Linked DNA regions of Homo sapiens: region 2 is linked to region 1. Evidence: chromatin loops called from intact Hi-C (ENCODE). Cell type or tissue: natural killer cell. All regions are shown on one strand. Each heading gives the region's core, and the rest is flanking DNA. Links, peaks and the distances in the headings are about the cores only. Region 1 holds the start of RHBDF2 (rhomboid 5 homolog 2). Region 2 overlaps QRICH2 (glutamine rich 2).

What was found. Hi-C counts contacts between places; a loop is a spot of excess contacts. Peaks named below come from ENCODE experiments on the same cell type or tissue, not always from the same donor. Only the 100,000 strongest peaks of a DNase experiment are listed, where the experiment ranks them.
Region 2: it touches region 1 in a loop (6-fold over the local background); 52 of 110 quality-filtered maps call a loop at or near these places.

The regions. Positions count from the first base shown.
Region 1 is chr17:76,501,372-76,507,986 of GRCh38, forward strand. RHBDF2 (rhomboid 5 homolog 2) reads right to left here and starts at 52. Exons shown (of 19, transcript NM_001005498.4): 1 at 1-52. RefSeq lists a silencer at 1-279 and an enhancer at 330-469. In natural killer cell, for the core only: a CTCF peak has its summit at 5,183 (motif pointing left); a DNase peak (open chromatin) is centred at 5,170; H3K27ac peaks cover 556 bases.
Region 2 is chr17:76,292,429-76,303,214 of GRCh38, forward strand. QRICH2 (glutamine rich 2) reads right to left here. Exons shown (of 19, transcript NM_001388453.1): 4 at 1-1,593. Among named protein-coding and RNA genes, the nearest start is that of QRICH2, 10 kb to the right of the region's middle. In natural killer cell, for the core only: CTCF peaks have their summits at 6,919 (motif pointing left) and 7,120; a DNase peak (open chromatin) is centred at 6,630.

The sequences.
Region 1 (6,615 bases), core at 4,116-6,615:
CCCGGGACGCAACTCCGTGCGGCGCCTGCGAGCGGCTGGGCGGTGGCTCCTCGGGGGCGGGGCGGCGGCGCTCCGCCTCTTCCCTACCTGCGCGCGGGCGGCCGGGAGGCGGGGCTGGGCTCCAGGGGGCGTGGCCGGGCTCATGGGGGCGGGGCCTGGACGCAGTCTTTGCTCAGTCGGCTTCCTGGGTTCCTGCCTCCGCCCTCCACCCAGCTGGGTCCCCGCCTGGGCAGAGCCCTGTTTTCGCCTGAGCTGGTCTCTTCAGGGCGCCGTCCTTTCCCTCTTGGCGTCCTCACTCCACCCCAGACCAAACACGTCATCTAGGTCTTGATTGCCGTCTTCAAGTCGCCCCTCCCCATCAAGAAAAAGCACCCAATCTCCCATCCCCTTCTTCCAGCGCCCTCATCCTCAGGCCAAGTGGGCCTGTTCCCTTGACCCTTTTAGTCTGTAGTCACACTCTCTCCGGGAAGCTGGGCCTGAACACCTCCTCTCCCTCCTGGACCCTGAGGCCTCTCTCCTAGCTCTGCTGTGCCCTTGGGTTGGGAACAGGCACTCCGTGGAGGTCCTATCTGCATTTGCCCTGCAGCTAAGGCCAACATTTGTGACTCCTGCCAACCCCCTACACACCCCGTAGAAGCATTGACAGAACCCACCCAGCTCTGGCCCTTCCAGCTGCCATGCGGGCCAGAGCCAGACTGGAGATTGGGGACGCTGGCGACACCTGGCCCCTTGGCTTGGGTCTGTCTGCCCAGGTGGTTCCTTCTCTCTTCCCTGGACTCCAAGGGCCTGCCTCTTGGGACTAGACAAACAAAACCTTGGCCAGGGCAGCTAGGACCGAACTCCAAGGTCTGGATGCCCCGTTCTCAGCCCCAGCGCTTATCATCTCGCCGTCCCTCTCCAGGAGGCCTGGCTAGGCCAGGAGGAGCAGAGTTTGAAGAGACTCAGGCTTGGAGGGGTGGGGGTGGGGTTGTCAGGGCCAAGGCAAAACCTCTGGCCCTTAGAGAGCTCCTGAGCCACCCTGCCCCCCAACCCAAGGACTCTGGTGTTTATTGCTGACCTGGGTGGAGGTGGGGAGCACCTGGCTGCTGGAGATTATCCTGAGAGATGCATCTCTCCTCCCCAGCTCTGGGGCCATGAGGAGGGCACAGGCTGGAAGGAGGGGGAGTGGGCCAAAGCTGGGGTGGGGGTTGCTCCTAGTAACAAATGTAAGGGACCATTTATTGTGCAACCAGCACATCCTGGGGTTATGTGCAGAGAGGAACAAAACCAGGGCCTGCCCACGAAGTGCCAGCATTCTACAGGGAGACGTTGGAACTCAATACTGTAACAGGAAGGGTGAGAGCAGCTAGCCATTCCAAAGTGCTTTAGTCTGTATAATCCGCAGTACAGGTCTATGAAGTGGGTACCATTATGATCATCCCCATTTTAGGGATGAGAAAACTGAGGCAGAGGGAGATGTGAGGGGAGCAGCTGGGGTTTAAACTCGGTCATGATCTGACTTTAGACTCTAACAAACACTGCTGCAAATGCCTGAGCTGGGTTCTCTCTCCTGGAGCTCTACTGGAAGCTCTGCAGGAGTCCCCAGGAGGGGAGGGATTCATGGTGGTGCTTAAGCTGGTGTCAGGGATTTGTCCCATGCAAACATGGCGTGCTGCCCGGCCACATAGGTGCAGGGAGGCTGATTACAGCCTTGGCTGCAGCAACACGCACCTGTGAGGCCAGAGAGGGAAGAATGTTAAATAGGCCAGGGGTATAACTTGTGATAATGTCACACAGCTGTTAAAAGCAACGAGGCAGCTATCCATGTACTGAGAAAGGAATTATCTCCAACTTATAGTAAGTTAAAAAAAAAAAAGCAAGCTGCATGTTTAGTATAATCCTATTTACCTAAATTTAAATAGAACAGACATATATATGTTGGTAGATCCATACAAACTTTCTGGAAGGATATCTGTGGAGTAACCCTGCAGGGGTTTAGGGGGAGAGAGTCACTTGCTTTTCATTTTGTATCATGTGCATATATTACTTACATAACTTAAAGAGAAACACTGTCTAAACTCTTTGTTTTTGTTTTGAGACAAGGTTTTGGTGTCACCCAGGCTGGAGTACAGTATACTCATGGCTTATTGCAGCCTCGACCTCTGGGGCTCAAGTGATCCTCCCACTTCAGCCTCCTGAGTAGCTGGGACTATAGGTGCACGCCATCCTTTCTGGCTAACTAAATTTTTTTTTTGTAGAGATGGTGGTGGGCGGTGGGGGGGGGCCTCACTACGTCGCTCAGGCTGGCCTCAAACTCCTGGATTCAAGTGATCCTGCTTTGGCCTCCAAAATCGGTGGGATTACACTTTACATATTTTACTTTTATAACTTAAAGAAAAACACTGTTGGCCGGGCGCAGTGGCTCACTCCTGTAATACCAGCATTTTGGGAGGCCGAGGCGGGCAGATCACCTGAGGTCGGGAGTTCGAGACCAGCCTGGCCAACATGGAGAAACCCCATCTCTACTAAAAATACAAAATTAGCCAGGCGTGGTGGCACATGCCTGTAATCCCAGCTACTCGGGAGGCTGAGGCAGGAGAATCGCTTGAACCCGGGAGGCAGAGGTTGCAGTGAGCTGAGATTGCACCATTGCACTCCAGCCTAAGCAATAAGAGGGAAACTCTGTCTCAAAAAAAAAAAAAAAAAAAAAAGGAAAAGAAAAAGAAAGAATAAGTGAAAAACACCGTCTAAGCTTTTTTATTTTTATGGACCTACAGGTGTAGGGAAGATCTTCACAGATTGGGATAAGGAAAGGGATTTCTAGTGGGAAGAACAAGAACGAAGACACAGCCGGGAAACTGGCTGTGGTGGGGAAGCTTCTGGTGCTATGGCTTGGCTACATCGCAGGCTGTGTGAGGAGGAGGACAGGAGAAGCCTGGGGAGGCAGCGGGGGCTCAGGGTGGAGGCTGCTGTGTGTCTGGATAAGGGTTTTTACTTTCTTCTGTAAGCAAGGGGGAGCCCATGAGGCATTCTTCAACTAGGAAATTGCACCCTCATATTTTCTGCTTGTGTCCCCTCCTTTAAAACATGCTTTCACAGACACTATTTCATTTATTATTATTATTTATTTATTTTTGAACCGCAGTCTCGCTCTGTCGCCAGGCTGGAGTGCAGTGGCGCAATCTCCACTCACTGCAACCTCGGCCTTCTGGGTTCAAGTGATTCTCGTGTCTCAGTTTCCCGAGCAGCTGGGATTACAGGCATGCGCCACCACATCCAACTAATTTTTTTTTTTTGAGACAGAGTTTCTCTCTTGTTGCCCAGGCTGGAGTGCAATGGCGCAATCTCGGCTCACCACAACCTCCACCTCTCGGGTTCAAGCGATTCTCCTGCCTCAGCCTCCCAAGTAGCTGGGATTACAGGCATGCACCACCACACCTGGCTAATTTTGTATATTTTTAGTAGAGATGGGGTTTCTCCATGTTGGTCAGGCTGGTCTCGAACTCCCAACCTCAGGTGATCCTCCTGCCTCTGTCTCCCAAAGTGCTGGGATTACAAGTATGAGCCACTGTGCCTGGCCTTTTTTTTTGTATTTTTAGTAGAGATGGGGTTTCACCATATTGGCCAGGATGGTCTCGATCTCCTGACCTCGTGATCTGCCCACTTCAGCCTCCCAAAGCACTGGGATTACAGGTGTGAGCCACTGTGCCCGGCCTATTATTATTTTTTGAGGCCGTTATCTTGCTCTGTCATCCAGGCTGGAGTGCAGTGGTACAATGGGAATCACTGTAGCCTCAACCTCCTGGGCTCAAGTGATCCTCCCACCTCAACCTCCTGAGTAGCTGGGACTACAGGCCACCACACTCAGCTAATTTTGCTTTATTGTTTGTAGAGATGGAGGTCTCACTATGTTGCCCAGGCTGGTCTTGAACTCCTGGACTCAAGCGATCTTCCCGCCTCGGCCTCCCACAGTGCTGGGTTTACAGGCATGAGCCACTGCGCCCAGCCTATTTTATTTTTTAAATCTTGACAACAATTCTGCAGATAGGCAGGTCAGGCTTTACAGATGAGGACACTGAGGCTGCTGTGGAATTAAGACCAGCGACAGAGTTTGACATTGAGAAGCGTTGGTCCTCAGTGAGTACTGCCTTAGAGGAAGGCAGGAGAACATGCCCCAGAGAGGGACCCACCCTGGGAACTGCACACCCTGAGACCCCCTCAAGACTCACTTTGTGATCCTCGGAAGAAAAGGGCAGAGGGTCTTGAAGCCATTAGTTAGCAAACTCAGAAAAGCTCCGACAACACACCTTTGAAGGACGCCCTGGTATTTGTCCACGGGAGTAAAATATTAGGGGTCTATGTTTAGCTTTTTTCATTTTTAGAACGTGAGCGGCCGGGTGTGGTGGCTCACACCTGTAATCCCAGCACTTTCGGAGGCCAAGCCGGTGGTGGATCACTTGAGGTCAGGAATTCGAGACCCACCTGGACAACATGATGGAACCCCCATCTCTACTAAAAATACAAAAATTAGCCAGGCATGATCGCACATGCCTGTAATCCCAGCTACTTGGGAGGCTGAGGCAGGAGAATCGCTTGAACCTGGGAGGTGGAGGCTGCAGTGAGCTGAGATCGCGCCTCTGCACTCCACCCTGGGCGACAGAGTGAGACTCCATCTCAAAAAAAAAAAAAAAAAAAAAAAAAGGAACAGTGAATCTTTTGAATGAGAGGATGCTGGATGCTGACTTCCTTGTCAAGGTTCAGAGAAGTGTAGGACTGTGCCCAAGAACGCACAGGTGGTGAGAGAGAGCAGGGCTGGGTGCTGGGCCCCACACCCATACTCTTTCCAGCCATTCCGGTGGACCATTCCCATCTTTTGGAAGGGCCATTCTGGCTGTGCTCAGGACAGATGGGTTTGGGCAAAGGTGGGGAGGCCAGGTGAGAGGGAGCAGGGGAGTGGCTGGGGGAGCAGAGTAGAGGGAGGGATGAGAAGGGCATCCCCTCTCTTCGGAATTTAGCTGACACAAGCCCCCAGACTTCCTCTCCATATATGCTCTGGATTTACCTCCCCTTACCCCCAGGCCTCCAGCAGGGAGAGTCGGCAGCGGGAGTGGGCCCAGGTGGGAGCCCCAGAGAAAGGAACCACAGGATCTTGCCCGCCTGGCCGCAGAGATTGATGATGCGGGATCGCCATCTGGTGGCGAGAAGAGGTACCGCGCCAAGGAATCCACGTGGTCAGGGGAACCCGGGGAAGCCGCAGTCTTAGTGCTCCCCGCCACCTGCTTTCTCACCAGATACCCTGGCAGTCCAGCCTGAAGGTTAAGGGCACAGAGGCACAGGCTCGCTCTCAACAGGACTCGTCAGTGGTTAGCAAGATGCCAAAGCCTCTGTAACGCCTCTCCTTGCCACCCTGCCTGCCTTTACGACATGCCGGGGAGGGCACCAGTGAGTGACCTCTCTCCAAGGGTTCATGGGCCACCAGACCCTTAGGCACCTTGGGAGCTGCCTGCCACCAGGGGAGAAGCCAGGGTGCCTGGCATTCCTGGGTGCTGGGGAGGAGGCGGATGTGGTCAGACTCCTTAGGCCCAGAGATACTTTTCAGCTATCTCCTCCTGGTGCTATTCCTTCCCCCATGGTGCCCTTGAAATCCATCTCCACCTCCCTCCCAGCAGGCTGCTCCTCACCAGTGTTCTCACCCCACTGTCAGCCCTCCACTGGGTCATCCTAGTCTCAGCCAGGGCTCGGTCATTCCCATTAGCCCTTGGGAATGGACTTTGAAAGCTATTCCAGAGCCCCTGTCACCTGCTCAGCCCAGCTGTGCTCATTTTTCAGGCGCCCATCACTGCTGTATCTTCCCTCCCCAACCTTGGAGGCCTCAGTCACCCTGGGAGGAGAGTGAGGCCCGGGGGAAGGGCGCTGGCCTCGGGGGCATGCAAATGTTCAGGTACACCCAGCTCATCACTAATTAGCTTGTGAGATTAAGCAAGTTACTTAACTTTGGAATACTGAGGCCACCCTAGAAAGACATGCCATCCAGAAGCCATAAACCAGAAGATTGACAGATTGACATAAATGCCACCAATTTCCGTGCCACAAAAGGCACTGTAGACAAAGTTAAAAGCCAAACAGCTGGGCAAGGTGGCCCACATCTATAATCCCAGCATTTTGGGAGGCTGAGGCGGGAGGATCACTTGAGTCCAGGAGTTTGAGCTCAGCCTGGGCAACGTGGCCAGATGCCATCTCTACAAAAAAATAAAACCCGTCTAATTTTTATATTTTTGTAGAGATGGGGTTTTGCTATGTTGCCCAGGCTGGTCTTGAACTATTAGGCTCAAGTGATCCATCTGCCTTGGCCTCCCAAAGTGCTGGGATTACAGGTGTGAGCCACTGCGTCTGACAGTTTTAACTTCTTGATCATAGGTCCTCTCTGCCCCTGCTCCACAGCAACCAGCTACAGTCCTACCAGCCCATCCACACATCTCCTTCCGTTTCTTCCGCTGCCCTGGTTGCTTCAGGCGTAAGCCCGGGGTGGCCTCCATGCCTTCCCTAGTCCACCCTGCACAGGCTGCCAGCTCTGTGGCCACCACTGCTCCTGTTCCAGGATCTCCAGTGGCTCTAGGTCACCTCCCAAAGACAGTC
Region 2 (10,786 bases), core at 5,921-8,420, 210 kb before region 1:
TGCACCAGGTTGGACCAAACCACGCTGATCTGCACCAGGTGGGACCAAACCACGCTGATGATCTGCACGAGGTTGTGCCAAACCACGCTGATCTACTCCAGGTTGGACCAAACCATGCTGAACTGCACCAGGTTGAGCCAAATCACTCTGATCTGCACCAGATTGTACCAAACCATGCTGATCTGCACCAGGTTGCACCACATCAATCTGATCTGCACCAGGTTGGACCAAGCCAGGCTGATATGCACCAGGCTGCACCAAAGCACGCTGAAATCTGCCAGGTTGGACCATGCCAGGCTGATCTACACCAGGCTGTACCAAGACACCCTGACCTGTGCCAGATTGGACCAAATCATGCTGACCTGTGCCAGGCTGGATCAAACCATGCTGATCTCTACCAGGTTGGGCCAAACCAGACTGATCCATTCCAGGCCAGACCAAACCACGCTGATCTGCACCAGGTTGGGCCAAACCAGACTGATCCATTCCAGGCCGGACCAAACCACGCTGATCTGCACCAGGTTGGACCAAGCCAGGCTGATATGCACCACGCTGCACCAAAGCACGCTGAAATCTGCCAGACTGGATCAAATCATGCTGCTCTGTGCCAGGTTGTATGAAGCCAGTTGCTTCCAAACTGGGCTGCACAAAACCTTGCTGATCTGCACTAATTGGCATCAAACCAGGTGATACCAAACCATGCTGGTCTGTAAAAGGTAGAACCAGGCCATGTTGATCGACGACAGGCAATGTCAATCCTTGCTGGTCTATACCAGGGGGTACTAGTCCTTGCTGACCCATGCCTGATATTACACATCCACGCTGATCCATGCCAAGTGGTTCCATACTGCGTTGGTCTGTGCCAGGAAATGTCATACCATGCTGATATGCACTGACTGAAACCAGACCATGTTGGTCTGTGCTAGGTAGTTCCAATCCTTGCTGGTCTCTGCCAGGTACTGATGGTGGCAACATACGTTGCTCATCCACGACAAATGGTATCAATTCCCGATCATCCATTTCAGGTGGTGGCACACCAAGCTGACCCATGCTGAGGGGTACCACACCATGTGGGTAAGTGCTAGCAGGCACTAATCCAGGCTGATTCATGCCAGTTGGTTCTAACCCACGACGATCTGGCCTTAGATGGACCTGACTCTGGCTAGCGGGCACACTACTGGGCTGGTCTCTGGCCAAGGGTAAGTCCTGTTGAACTGGACCAGGACGTGCATTTCTTCTTGGTTGTGTCGAGGTAAGCTTCTCTCTACTCCTGTGACGATCTGAGTCTGATTTGAATTGGAATGTAGAAGACTGATGGAGTCGTGGCACGCCAGCTTCATCACGGGCCCTCGGCTGCTGCTGTCTCCCAGTACCAGAGGGGACCTTGCTTTGTTCCCTACTGGAAACCCCATCAGAGGGGTGTGCTGTGCCACCAGATCCTGATGCAGTCCGATCCGGGCCAAGACCACTGGCAGAATCCAGAGCCTGCTCAATACTTGGTTGCTTGGTAGAGTCTCCGCTTAGAGTCCCTTCAGGTGATGTTAAGGAAGTGAACCCTCCGTGCTTAGAAAATCCCATAAGTGTTTCTGAGCCCTGGTTGGAGAGGAAGAAGGAAATCAATAACAGTCAAAATATTCACTATCAGAGTGGGAAGAAAGGAAATCTGGAAGTTCTGACTAGGATGATTTAGGGCCCCTGGAGAAAAAAGCCCTCTGGTCCTAAAAGCTAAGCTTGACATAAAGAAACACACTGATGGGAGGCCGAGGCGGGTGGATTACTTGAGATCAGGAGTTCGAGACCAGCCTGACCAATATGGTGAAACCCTATCTCTACTAAAAATACAAAATTAGCCAGGCGTGGTGGCATGTGTCTGTAATCTCAGCTACTCAGGAAGCTGAGGCAGGAGAATTGCTTGAACCTGGGAGATGGAGGTTGCCGTGAGATTGTGCCATTGTGCTCCAGCCTGGGTGACAAGAGTGAAACTCCATCTCAAAAAAAAGAAAAGGAAAAGAAACACACTGACGTTCTGGGAGGCTAGGTCTCCATATTTTTGAGACTCTGCATATTTGAAAATGGCATGTACAAAAATATGTAATTTTTGTGGCCAGGTGCGGTGGCTTATGCTTATAGTCCCAGCACTTTGGGAGGCCAAGGCGGGTGGATCATTTGAGGTCAGGACTTTGAGACCTGCCTGGCCAACATGGCAAAACCCCATCTCTACTGAAAATACAAAAATTAGCTGGGTGTGATAGTGCATGCCTGTAATCCCAGCTACTCAGGAGACTGAGGCAGGAGAATCGCTTGAACCCGGGAGGTGGAGGTTGCAGTGAGCCGAGATTGCACCATTGCACTCCAGCCTGGGTGACAGAGTGAGACTCCTTCTCAAAAAAAAAAAAAAAAGTGTAATTTTTCTTCATAAAAGATGGGGAAAACTGCAAAATACAAGTGATCTCTCTGGACTTTTGCTTAGCCTTTAAATAAAGGACATAAGTAATTTATTAAGTTTAAAATATAAAGTCTGGGTCTGGCACGGTGGCTCATGCCTGTAATCCCAGCACTTTGGGAGGCCGAGGTGGGCAGATCACAAGGTCAAGAGATTGAGACCATCCTGGCCAACATGATGAAACCCCGTCTCTACTAAAAACAAATAAATAAATAAATAAATAAATAAATAAATAAAATTAGCTGGGTGTGGTGGCACGTGCCTGTCGTCCCAGCTACTTGGGAGGACAAGTCATGAGAATCGCCTGAACCCAGGAGGCAGAGGTTACAGTGAGCTGAGATCGCACCACTGCACTTCAGCCTGGGTGACAGAGCAAGACTCCATCTCAAAAAATAAATAAATAAAATAAAATAAAATATAAAGTTTGCTCCATTGTTGACCCATTGCTGCTGATAAAAGTGTATACTGGAATGCATGTAAACCATATATTTAAAATGTATAGGCTGGGCACAGTGGCTCACGCCTGTCATCCCAGCATTTTGGGAGACCAAGGCAGGTGGATCATTTGAGGTCAGGAGTTCAAGACCAGCTTGGCCAACATGGTGAAACCTGGTCTCTACTAAAAATATAAAATATTAGCCAGGTGTGGTACTGCACACCTGTAATCCCAGCTACTCAGGAGAATCACTTGAACCCAAAAGGCAGAGGATGCAGTGAGCCGAGATCACGCCACTGCACTCCAGCCTGTGCAACAGAGCGAGACACCATCTCAAAAAGAAATAAATAAATAAAATGTAAACATGCAAACCCATGGACCCAGAAACTCCATAGACAGGAATTTTCTCTATGAATCCTCACCAAAGGATGCCAAGCTATACATACAATGATGGGGTCTGCAGCATCTTGATAAAATAGATCATCAATAAGGGACTGAGATATTTCTGGTCACCAATACAGTAGATGCTATGAATCCATGAAAAAGAAGAATGAACCACTGCCATTTCCAGCCAAGATGAAGTTAACAGGGGCTGGATTTACCCTCCTGTCTGTGACAAGAAAAAACAAAACTGAGGCTGGGCGCAGTGGCTCACGCCTGTAATCCCAGCACTTTGGGAGTCCGATGTGGGTGGATCATGAGGTCAGGAGTTCAAGACCAGCCTGACCAACATGGTGAAACCCCGTCTCTACTAAAAATACAAAAACTAGCTGGGTGTGGTGGCACATGCCTGTAATCCCAGCTACTTAGGAGGCTGAGGCAGGAGAATTGCTTGAACCCAGAAGTCGGAGGTTGCAGTGAGCCGAGATAGCACCATTGCACTCCAGCCTGGGAGACAGAGTGAGACTCTATCTCAAAAAAACAAACAAACCCAACAACAGCTATGAAACGGTGGTTTCCTACATACTGGATATCAAGTTATGAAGGACAATAATCCCCAAGCGGTGGAGAAAGGAAAACTGGGAAGCCTGTATCACCCTGGCTTGCTGCCTTGCTGGAGTTTCCAGACTGCAGTGCAGGGAGGGGGAATTGAGGTGGAGTCTGGCAGACTCTCTGAGTTGAGGAGACAGAAGTGAGCATTCAGGGAGATTCAGGCAACTGAAGGTCACAGGATAGAGTATCAGAAAGAAGGGAGTTATCCAGGCGTGGTGGCTCATGCCTGTAATCCCAGAACTTTCAGTGGGTGGATTACCCGAGGTTAGCAGTTTGAGACCAGCCTGGCCAACAAGGCGAAACCCCATCTCTACTAAAAATACAAAAGTTAGCCAGGCACAGTGGCACATGCTTGTAGTCGCAGCTACTTGGGAGGCTGAGGCAGGAGAATCACTTGAACCCAGGAGGCGGAGGTTGCAGTGAGCTGAGATCACACCACTGCACTCCGGCCTGGGCAACAGAGCATGGCTCTGTCTCAAAAAAAAAAAAAAAAAAAAATAACCAGAAAGAAGGGAGATGACAGAAAGCCCACTCCCACTCCAGAGGTCTGTGGAGGATCCCCTCCGAGTGATGAGCACGCATTTGATGAGTACATGCATGTGGGGAGACGTCCCAAGATTGGGGAAAGAACCACCTGCAGGGCTTGAAGAAGCAGTGCCCTGCCTGCCATGGGGCTGGAAATGGTGCCTGTTCTTATCAACCAGTTTGGAAAAACTCATCATTCAAGTAGCACAGAGCAGAGTGTACTCAGAAAAGTGTTGCCTCAGAAATGGAGAATAATCAGCCCTAGACTGAACACACCTATGGACCCACCTAACAAATCATAAAATCATAAAAGCAAGGCCTGAAGCAATCAAACTGTTTTTAAGTAGCTGTGTCCTGGGGGAAACAGGCTCAATAAAATGTATAAGAATACAAAAATATGGCCGGGTGTGGTGTCCCACACCGGTAATCCCAACACTTTGGGAGGCCAACGCGGGAGGATCACCTGAGTGCAGGAGTTCGGAACCAGCCTGGCCAACATGGTGAAACCCCGTCTCTACTAAAAATACAAAAATTAGCCAGGCATGGTGGCACACACCTGTAATCCCAGCTACTCAGGAGGCTGAGGCAGGAGAATCGCTTGAACCCAGGAGGCGGAGATTGCAGTGAGCAGAGATTGTGCCACTGCACTCCGGCCTGGGCGACACAGCAAGACTCCATCTCAAAAGAAAAAAAAAATACAAAAATATGTACCATCCAATGCAGGAAAAGTCACAATGGCTGGCACCTGATCAAAGATTGCCAGGCATACAAAGAGGCAGGAAGACATGACCCATAATGAGGAGATAACTCAACCAACTGAGACCAACTCAACACTGGCATATGTGTTAGAATTAGCAGAGATGGATATTAAAACAGTTATTATGGCTACACACACACAAGCACACACTTTAGAGACAGGGTCTCACTCTGTCACTCAGTCTGGAGTGCAGTGGCATGATCACAGCTCACTGCAACCTTTAACTCCTGGGCTCAAGCAATCTTCCCCCTTCAGCCTCCCAAGTAGCTAGGACTACTTAGGAATCTGTTTTTTTTTTTTTTTTTTTTTTTTTTGAGACAGAGTCTTGCTGTGTCACCCAGGCTGGAGTGCAGTGGCACAATCTCAGCTCACTGAAACCTCCGCCTCCAAGTTTCCAGTGCCTCAGCCTCCTGAGTAGATGGGATCACAGGCACGCACCACCATGCCCGGCTAATTTTTTGAATTTTTCAGTAAAGATGGGGTTTCACCATGTAGGCCAGGCTGGTCTTGAACTCCTGACTTCAGGTGATCCATCCACCTCAGCCTCCCAAAGTGCTGGGATTACAGGCATGAGCCACGCTGCCTGGCTTTCTGGCTAATTTTTTTTTTTTTTTTTTTTGAGACGGAGTCTCACTCTGTCACCCAGGCTGGAGTGCAGTGGTGCAATGTCGGCTCACTGCAAGCTCCACCTCCCGGCGCCATTCTCCTGCCTCAGCCTCCCGAGTAGCTGGGACTACAGGCGCCCACCACCACGCCCGGATAATTTTTTTGTATTTTTAGTAGAGACGGGGTTTCACCGTGTTAGCCAGGATGGTCTTGATCTCCTGACCTGGTGATCCGCCCGCCTCAGCCTCCCAAAGTGCTGGGATTACAGGCATGAGCCACTGCCCCCGGCCACGTGACCTTTTAAAAACTTTTTGTAGAGACGGGGTCTTAATATGTTGCCTAGGCTGGTCTCAAACTCCTGGCCTCAAGCACTTCTCCCGCCTTGACTTTAAGTACTGGAATTAAAGGCGTGAGCAACCATGTCTGACCTCTTTGTCTTTTTTTTAAGACAGAGTCTCGCTCTGTCGCCCAGGCTGGAGTTCAGTGGCGCGATCTCGGCTCACTGCAACCTCTGCCTCCCGGGTTCAAGCGATTCTCCTGCCTCGGCCTCCCGAGTAGCTGGGATTACAGGCGCATGCCACCACGCCCGGCTAATTTTTATATTTTTAGTAGAGATGGGGCTTCACCATATTGGTCAGGCTGGTCTCAAATTCCCGACCTCAAGTGATCCGTCTGCCTCGGCTTCCCAAAGTGCTGGAATTATAGGTGTGAGCCACAGCGCCCGGCCCTGAGTGTAGTTTTTATTTGCTTTTGTAGCTTTTCAAACTTTCTTTACAGTCTGTCCTGAAATGCAGGGATCTTTCCTTATTAGTGGGCCATGGTGACAGACCCTGGAAATAAAACTTCTGTAGGGGGCCCTCTGCTGATGGCAACTTTTGCACACAGGCATGCATCTGTCTGTCTTGAGACAGTGTACAGATGACCAAATTGTTTTCCGATCGCCAACCTACCTTCACCTGAATAAAATCAAGCTGAATATGTTCAAATGGCCCTCAAAGATGAGGCTTAACTTCCCTTTTGGTCTTGACATCCCTCCCGCTGGCTTTGGGCTAGTGGGTTATCAAAACAAGCAAGCCAACTTTGAGGGCCATTTGAAAATGTAGACGGAAGCAGGGTGAAGAGTAAAGCTTTTGGCGCCACCAAGTGGCCATCTTGGGGAGCGCCAAATATCTGGGTACAAAAGACAACCTGGGATCTCCAGGACCATTTTCTGATTTCAGGGCTCATTCTCAGAGGAAAGCGGCATCAGAAAGATGTTGCAAGAGGGGCCGGGCGCGGTGGCTCCAGCCTGTAATCCTAGCACTTTGGGAAGCCGAGGCGGGCGGATCACCTGAGGTCAGAAGTTCGAGCCCAGCCTGGACAACATGGTGAAACCCTGTCCCTAGTAAAAATACAAAAATTAGCTGGGCGTGATGGTGGGCGCCTGTAATCTCAGCTACTCGGGAGACTGAGGCAGGAGAATCATTTGAACCCAGGAGGTGAACGTTGCAGTGAGCCAAGATTGCGCCACTGCACTCCAGCATGGGCGACAAAGCAAGACTGTCTCAAAAAACAAAACTAAACGATATTGCAAGAGGACCCTGAACACAAAAGGAATGGACTAGAAAAAAGTGGCCTCCACTTTCACTTTTTTAAAGCCAAACCTTTTTTTTTTTTGAGACGGAGTTTCGCTCTTGTTGCCCAGGCTGGAGTGCAGTGATGCGATCTCGGCTCACTGCAACCTCCGCCTTCCGGTGGTTTCAAGCGAGTCTCCTGCCTCAGCCTCCCGAATAGCTGGGACTACAGGCACACACCACCACGCCCAGCTAACTTTTTGTATTTTTAGTAGAGACGGGGTTTCACCATGTTGGTCAGGATGGTCTCGATCTCTTGACCTTGTGATCTGCCTGCCTCGGCCTCCCAAAGTGCTGGAATTACAGGCGTGAGCCACCGCACCTGGCCAAGCCAAATCTTTTTTGCACATGCCACTATCGTACTGTTTTTACCGAGCAGTACATCTTCTCAGGGTGATGGCGGCAGACACCATGAGACTTACACATAAGCATAGACACCTTTAAACATTTTTACTTCTCCAGAGGTAAGAAAGCATGTGCGTTTGATTACTGCTCATAATTATGAACAACTCCAAAAGCAAATAAAGATAAATATAAATATTAAAAGATTGTTGAGAAGCAAGAGAACAAGCTCTGGTAATGGCCACTTCAGCCCTCGCACAGACCAGGATGAAAGCAGTGGGGGAGTGCCACTAGCCCCAGGTAAGCACATACAACACACCTGAGACAAATATGACCTGAGACCAATTTGACCTGCCTGCATGGTTGGTAGAGTCCTTTAGCATAAACGTAAAATAAAGATTTTGAAACTGGGTGTTAACCTCCATTATGGGTTTTGGCAGACAGTGGTGACTTTATGGAAATTGTGCGGTGTGCCTGCATCATGAGTAGAGGGCCAGGATTGAGACTGGGTGCAGTGGCTCAATCCCAGCACTATGGGAGGCCAAGGCTGGCAGACTGCTCGAGGCCAGGAGTTTGAGACCAGCCTGGGCAACATGGCAAAAACCTTTCTACAAAATACAAAATATGACCAGGCATGGTGGCTCACGCCTGTAATCCCAGCACTTTGGGAGGCCAAGGCAGGCAGATCACCCGAGGTCAGGAGTTTAAGACCAGCCTGGCCAACACGGTGAAACCCCATCTTTACTAAAAATACAAAAAAATTAGCCGGGCGTGGTGGTGGGCACCTGTAATCCCAGCTACTCGGGAGGCTGAGGCAGGAGAATCACTTGAGCTCGGGAGGTGGAGGTTGCAGTGAGCCAAGATCATGCCACTGCACTCCAGCCTGGGCAACAGAGCAAGACTCTGTCTCAAAAATGCAAAATATTAGTCAGGTGTGGTGGCATGCACCTGTAGTCCCAGGTACTCAGGAGGCTGAGGTGAGAGGATCACTTGAGTCCAGGAGGTCGAGGTTGCAGTAAGCCCTTATGGTACCACTGCACTCCAGCCTGGGCAGCAGAGCAAGACTGTCTCAAAAATATTTTTTCTTTAACATGCCCTAACATTACAACAAATGAGCCAAAATCTTGAACAAAATATATGATAGGCCAGGGCGGTAGCTCATGCCTGTAATCCCAGCCCTTTGGGAGGCCGAGGCGGGTGGATCACTTGAGCTCTGGAGTTTGAGACCAGCCTGGGCAACATGACAACACCTTGTCTCTACTAAAAATACAAAAATTAGCTAGGTATGGTGGTACGCACCTGTGGTCCCAACTACCGGGGAGGCTGAGGCAGGAGGATTGCTTGAGCCCCAGAGGGGAAGGTTGCAGTGAGCCGAGATCACACCACTGCACTCCAGCCTGGGTGACGACAGAGACTCTGTCTCAAAAAAAATGAAGAAGTCCATTTGGGACTCAAAATACATTCACTGATTCTAAGATGGACATCCTGCCCCGACACCCACACATACATTTTAACATCTCTGAAATCAGGATGTATCTTAGAGTTGGTGGTGTTTTATAATTTTTTTTTTTTTTTTTGAGACAGGGTCTCACTCTGTCACCCAGGTTGGACTGCAGTGGTGCAATCTCGGCTCACTGCAACCTCTGCCTCCCAGGTTCTATAGATTCTCCTGCTTCAGCCTCCCAAGTAGCTGGGATTACAGGCTCCTGCCACCACACCTGGCTAATTTTGTGTGTGTGTGTGTGTGTGTGTGTGTGTGTGTGTGTGTGTGTGTGAGACAGAGTCTCACTCTGTCAGCTAGGCTGGAGTGCAGTGGCACGATCTTAGCTCACTGCAACTTCGTTTCCCGGGTTCAAATGATTTTCCTGCCTCAGCCTCCCAAGTGCTTGGGATTACAGGCATGTGCCACCACACCCGGCTAATTTTTGTATTTTTAGTAGAGATGGCGTTTCACCATGTTGGCCAGGCTGGTCTCCAACTCCTGACCTCAGGTGATCCCCCACCTCAGCCTCCCAAAGTGCTGGGATTCCAGCTGTGAGCCACCGCGCCGGCCGGCACTCATTATTTATAATTCCTGTCATCCTCAGAAATGACAGGAGTCTCATCTGATGCCCTTAATGAAAACTGTACCGACCTTTCTAGGACCCCGTTTCCCCCCCACCCCACCCCCACCTCTGTAGCTGTCATGTCCATTTGTCTAGGACTTCAAGGTGTTTGTTCTGAAAAACCATTATTTTGGTTTTAGTCACTATGGTGTGCTGAATATAAACTCCCAAAGATATCCATGTCCCCATCCCCTGAACCTGGGAGCATTACCTTACGTGGTAAAAGGGACTTTGCAGGTACAATTAAGGATCTTGAGACGGAGGGAGTATCCCGGATTATCCGGGTGGATGCAGTGATGAAGTCACAAAGGTCTTTACAAGAAGGAGGCTGAAGCTGATATGGCCAGAACCAGGGGCTGCCAGCCACACTTAGAGGCTGAAAATGACCAGGAAATGGATTCTCCCCCCAGAGCTGCCAGAGGAAACCAGCCCTGCCAACACCTTGACTTCTGCCCAGTGAAACTGGTACTGGCCTTGTGTCCTCCCGAACTGTAAGATAACAGATCTGTGTGGTTTTAAGCCACACAGATCGGTCTCTGGTCATTTGTTGGAACAGCCACAAGAAGCGCATACTGTCCCCTTTTTCCTCCCGAGGCACTGCATGACTGACTGGTTAGTCTTTCCAGTTTACCTACTTTTGTTTTTTTTTTTGAGATGGAGTTCTTGCTCTTGTGGCCCAGGCTAGAGTGCAGTGGTGAGATCTCAGCTCACTGCAACCTCCGCCTCCCGAGTTCAAGCGATTCTTCTGCCTCAGTCTCCTGAGTAACTGCGATTACAGGTGTGCACCACCACACCCACCTAATTTTTGTATTTTTGGTAGGGACAGGGTTTCATCATGTTGTCCAGGCTGGGCTCGAACTCCTGAACGCAAGTGATCCGCCCCCCTCGACTTCTCAAAGTGCTGGGATTACAGGCTGGAGCCACCGCGCCCGGCCCCTCTTGCAACATCTTTCTGATGCCGCTTTC